Regions from separate parts of the Homo sapiens genome. Here region 1 is linked to region 2. A link is a contact called in ENCODE Hi-C or POLR2A ChIA-PET data. All regions are on one chromosome and are shown on one strand. The core of a region is the stretch at or near the end of the contact, and the rest is flanking DNA. Distances in the headings are between cores, read along the strand shown.

Region 1 (2,700 bases), core at 125-2,624, 1.2 Mb after region 2:
GTCCCCTCATTCACAAAGGGAGGAAAAGCTAGGCGAGGTTGGAATTGGGTGACGGGCGAGGAGGAGATGCCAAAAGCACCTTGCAAGAGTTTTGGCAAGAAGCAGGAGGGATCCCTGGAAAGCCGGAATCACTCCTCGTCGTCGTCGTCCTGGTCCTGGTAGCGAATGTAGACGACCAGCATGACAAAGCCGGTGAGGATGCAGAGGGAGCCGACGACCAGGTAGGCGATGCCCAGGAAGGGGTTCTTGCCACCCATCCACGAGATGCTGCTGAAGATGAGGAGCTTGTGGCCGCCGAACGCGCGCACCGGGTAGTTGTAGGTGATGTTGACGCGGTAGGCGCCCCGCGGCAGCCCGGCCGAGTAGTTGCCCTGGCGGATGCGCGCGTACAGTTTGCGGAACGTGGGCAGCGCCGCCGTGCGCATCCACACCACGAAGTCCTGATTGATGAAGCCGGTGTTGTTGGGGTCGGGGCTGAGCTCGTAGACTGGCCGGCGCCAGTTGGGCGGGGGCGCCGTGCCCTGGAAGGCCAACGCCAGGCTGCCGTTGACCAGCGGCGGGTTGCGGAACTTGACGTGGTAGTCGGTCCACCAGGCGATGCCGGAGCGGTCGAGCGGCACCTCGACGTAGGGCCCGCCGGGCTGGCGCTGGTGCCAAAGCGAGAAGGAGTCGTTGAAGAGGCTGTTGGCGATGGCGCCGCAGGGCGCGATGGGCAGGCCGGCCGCGCTGCGCTGGTAGGGGGCGCACTCGTTGACAGGGTGGCGCAGCGCGCTGGGGAGTCCGCTCAGCTGCGCGTCGTCGCGGGACACGCCGTAGCGCCGGTTGTTCTGGTAGAAGTTGGTCAGCTCGTAGTAGAGGTACACTGGGCCCTGGAAGAGCTCGGGCAGCGAGAAGTACCAGGCGCACGAGCAGGGGGGCGGCAGCGCCCGGCCCTGGCCAGCCGCGGCGCACACCGAGCAGTTACCGGTGCCCGGGTCGCCTGTATAGTCGTACTCCAGCTCCTTGATGCCGTTGGAGGAGTAGTAGAGGCCCAGGCCCAGGCCGATGAAGGCCAGGCCCGCGCAGAAGAAGAGCGGCAGCGCGATGCTGGCCGACAGCAGCGGCTGCCAGGCGGGGAGGCGCTGCTGAGTGAAGGCGGTGTTGTCGGGCTGGTGGGCGCCCCGGGCCGTGGCGCTCCAGGTCATGGCGGCCGCGCGGGGACCGACGCGCGGGCTGACCGAGTGGGGGCCCCGCCGCGGGGCGCCTCCCTCTCCGCGCCGCGCAAGCCCGGGGACTGCTCGCGGGTCGGGTTTCCCGCCAGCTCAGGTGGGTTTTTGCCCGGGCCCCTCCTCTGCCTCCGTCACAGGTGAGTTTAGTTCCAGGCCCTACGAGCAGTGCCCACACCCTCCCAGTTCCGCCTCCGCCCAGGTGCGCTGCACCCCCGCGGGTCACCGGGAGCCGCACCTCGCCCGCCCCTTCCGAGGTGAGCAGGTGGGTGTTTTTTACCTCACCTGGTAGACTCAGTCTCGCGTTTCCTCTCAGTCCAGGTCATCGGACTCCACCTCCTCTCCTAGGTGAGTGGCGGCCCCGGGCTGCCTCTGAGTGGCTCCTACCTGGCTCAGGTACCACCTTCTCTTCCGCCTTCCAAGTGACTAGAGTTCCTGGGCCAGTCTCCCGAAATCAAAAGGCGCTCCGGCCTCCAGCAGAAATTTTTGCTGAGGGCTTGCACCGTGGTCCTGGAGGCTTGAAGATTTCAGATCCTTAATCCTCTGTTATTTGCGGGGAAAAGGTGGCTCTAGACCATTTTGTCTTTTAGGTTAGCTTCACAAACCGCTTTCGCCCAGCTTTCAGTCTCAAGTTGGGAGTGTCCAGGGAATTACGTTATGATAAATCTGTTTCGAATTCAACGCCTGCGTTCAAATTTTAGCTTTTTTTTTTTTTTTTTTTTTTTTTTTTTTTAAGGGAAAATGATTTTCTGGCCAGATCACCCAGTCTGGCTGTATAACTAGGAAATGTGGAAAGTTCTCTAAAAATAAAATCATCCTTAAAAAGAATCAAAGGCTGGAGAGGTTCAGAGCCTTTAAATAACTCTTAGCTGGTGTGGAGAAACCAAGAAAGGAAAAAATGTGCTGGACTACATGTGATTTCGTTTTCTTTTCAGATTATTTGCCTGACTAGAGAAAGGCCCAATCCAAGGTCCCAGGAGACCTAGCTGCTATCCACAAAAACATCTGGAGTGTCTGGCCTAAGGAAGTAAACTACAAGGATTTATAGGATTTATTATAAAAAGAACTCAAATTAGCTCCCTATGTTGCCTGGGATTCTGGCTTTTTTTTTTTTTTTTTTAAATCTAGGTTGGTAAAACATATACAAGGGGGTATTGGGACGTTCTGATTTCTTACTAAATCTAAATCTTCCCTAGGTATTGTGTTCTTGCTTCTCCTCCAGCTTGTAAAATGCAAGTAATACAAATGTTTTCTCTATTACACTACACCTAGCATAATATATTATATTCAGGAGTCATTCAAAACCCATTGAACTTGGAAAGTTAAAATCCTTATTAAATTTAACAGAGGAATGTTGTTAGCATCTTCCAAGTGTTCAGTCCTATGCTAATTAGACAAAAAAGGACCTTTGACCTCAAGGCATTTGCAGTTTGATAGGGGACATATTAGGAGTAAGAAACAATCAAAATAGCCAATAATAGCTATGAATCATAGG
Region 2 (2,700 bases), core at 90-2,589:
TATGTAATGCCCATGAGAAGAACAAGCATAAATACAGACTCTCTACATAAAGATAATAGCTCATCCTTACTAAGCACTTAAGCTGTGCCATTTACTCTGCTAAGCAATTTACAATTATTTGATTTAATCCAATGACATAACTCTCTGCGGGTTAAGTTCTATTATTTGCCTTATTTTACAAGATATGGGGAAACTGAGCACTAGAGAAATTACATAACCTCAAGATCTCACAAGTAGTAAGCAGTAGTGCCAGGGTTTCAACCCAGACTTCCTGACTCTGGAGCCTCCACTCTTAATTACATGAAACTCAGACTTCTTGGCGGTAAGTGATGCTTCCGAGATGCTTAATGTGGTACTCTGACCCGCAATGAGTGAGCTTCAATGAGAAAAACTATGGATGGACCAACAGCACGTTTTCCCATATTCTATCAAATCGTGAAGATACCAAACTATGAAAGGGTCTACCTGCAAATTAAGTCCTTGAAGACAAGTATATGTATATCCGGGGTTTTCTTCCACATGCTTTCAACACACTACACTTTTGCTCTGGACACAATATCTTAAAAATAAATAAATAAAGCTTTGGCTTTTAATATGAACACAGTAATTATTTTTCTATTACGACCTGAAAACCTAAATACTTAAATACAAAGTCAGCATTTCCAAGACAGCCAAGAGCCAAGAATTAAAAAAAAAAAAAAATTAAGGCCGCATTTATAGTTTTGAGGAATGGAGATCCAAACAAAACAGTCCACAAGTCATCTTGGACGCTGAAGTGTGCAGAACTGCTAGGGCATCTACCCAATCACATGGGGGAATTGCGGGTACCTTGATACCGACAAGTTAGCTTCAAAGTTCCCTTACCCGAGCCTCTAAATCAGCTGAGACCAATCATTGTTAACGCTCTCCGGGGCCGTCTTGAGGACTCCCAGTTGGCAATCTGGAACGTGTCCAGAACTTGGTGGGGCGGGGGGGGGATCATATTTCGTGGAGAATGGGGGAGGTGAGCCCTGGGTATAGGGATAACTTTTTAACTAGCGTTAATTGGGGTCTTTGCGGCCAGGCTGTAAAGATTCCCGCCACACTAATATGAATCAGCCATGGCCTTTTAATTGGAACGCCGGAACTCTGCCTTGTTTTATTAATATCTTAATAACACGTTTCTATAATGGACATGTTGGTTCCTTGTATTTTAAAACGCAGCCACAAACTGAGGCGATAGCGATCACGTTATGCAGTCCCCAATCGTCCAAGCCGAATAGGCTGCATGAAGTATCACTCAAAAACATTCATTACCGTCGGTGTGTTGAGTGGTAACGCCAGTGTGCGAATTCATTAATGGAAATCACGGGACCCCGAGCGGTTGGAGATCTGCCACACCCCTCTGCCTGCGTTAAGACAGCCTGACCCGACCTCTGGTAAATTAATGCGCAAAATGGCGGTTGCACGTCTGTTTCCCCACCCCGGCGCACAATCCTGAGGAAGGACGTCACGTCACCAGGGCAACGACGCTCTTGCGTAAAGGCCCGGCCCAAGGGAACGTTCAGGGCGTCTCGGCTTTCCCCGCTGCTGCTTCTGCTAGGCCCAGTGCGAGACCAGAGCACGAGCGACTCCCGTCGTCCCCGGCCAGGCAGATGTTGGCCTAGTCCTGGCGCGAACGAAGCGCGCTATTTCCCTGCTTCCTCTAGGCCAAGCCTGCTTTACGGCAGGGCCCGCCTCGGGAGCGAGCACAGACCGGGGCAGCGAGGCCAGCCAGGCGCCGACGAGGTCCCCGAACGCGCACGCGCTCCGTTCAGCTCCGGGTGGCGGCCGCCGGAGTAGACGTTAGCCATGGAAACCGAGAGCTGGCCCGGGCGGGGCCGCGGTGAGCTCGTTATTCGGCCGCCGCAGCTTTTCTGCCTCCGCATTCGGGCACTAACCAACCTCCCGGCGGGAGCGCCCAGCCCGAGTTTACCTGCAAAAATGCGGTCCCTGGGATGCCTTCGCGTCTTCTCTTCCCTCGGGTGACTTGAGGTACGTTCGTTGTCCGACGTCCACCTCGGGACTTCTTCGGCATCTTAATGTCCAAGCCTGTGCGGAGAGCCAAGTTGTTCTAGGGGCTTTCATTGCCACAAGAAACATATTTTTCGTTTTTCGTTGCAAAACCTTTAAGTGCAATTATTGCGCTTAATGAACTCAGTCATTAGAGATAGTAATTCAGTGTGATTTTAACTTTCCTTTGAAAGACTACTTTAGCCTGTTGAATTGTAGCATTTTGTTTCTAAGAGACTCGTACGAAATGGAATATGGCACACCCACCCGGAGCTGTGTCCGTTAGGTAGAACTGTACTCTCGCAATATCTCCAACTAAACCTCTTTTGTCCGAATTGTTCAACTCATGGCCCCCTGAACGTGAAGCGCTCCTTCCCCACTGATCTCGACCTCTGTCCCCACAACCTCTTGTCTCTCCAGGACCAGAATTTACTCCAGTGAATCGGAAGTTGTTTTCCATGCCGCTGAATTGGTTATCTGCTCTGTATCCATCATTTTTCACTTACTCATTTTTTACTATTTTTAGGTGTTTGTTTTCTTCATTAAATCATTCCTGCAGTTAGGGCAAAGACTGCCCTTCATGTTATTTGGTATCCACCGCCACTCACGCCAAATCCCCAGACCTTTAGCATAGCATCCAGTTCAGATGTTGCCTTTTCACGAATTTAA

Evidence for each region. A loop is a pair of places that touch in the nucleus more often than their neighbours do. ChIA-PET counts read pairs that join two places held with the same protein, here RNA polymerase II (POLR2A). Pooled maps may share reads with other maps.
Region 1: a map of chondrocyte shows a loop between it and region 2 (2.7-fold over the local background). The contact joins the promoter of TMEM30B here to the promoter of PCNX4-DT in region 2. A Hi-C loop is called at or near these places in 1 of 168 maps with a recorded cell type or tissue (chondrocyte) and 6 of 50 pooled maps. POLR2A ChIA-PET finds 5 or more read pairs at or near these places in 2 of 52 experiments (AG04450 and IMR-90).

Annotation. Positions count from the first base shown.
Region 1 is chr14:61,279,964-61,282,663 of GRCh38, forward strand. It overlaps TMEM30B (transmembrane protein 30B), which reads right to left and starts at 1,375. Exons shown (of 1, transcript NM_001017970.3): 1 at 1-1,375. The coding sequence starts at 1,184. The coding sequence ends at 129. It also overlaps a transcript of PRKCH not described here. RefSeq lists an enhancer at 1-800.
Region 2 is chr14:60,090,407-60,093,106 of GRCh38, forward strand. PCNX4-DT (PCNX4 divergent transcript) reads right to left here and starts at 1,340. Exons shown (of 5, transcript XR_943918.4): 1 at 1,297-1,340. PCNX4 (pecanex 4) reads left to right here and starts at 1,517. Exons shown (of 11, transcript NM_001330177.2): 1 at 1,517-2,013. RefSeq lists enhancers at 1,338-1,467, 1,558-1,747, 1,711-2,344.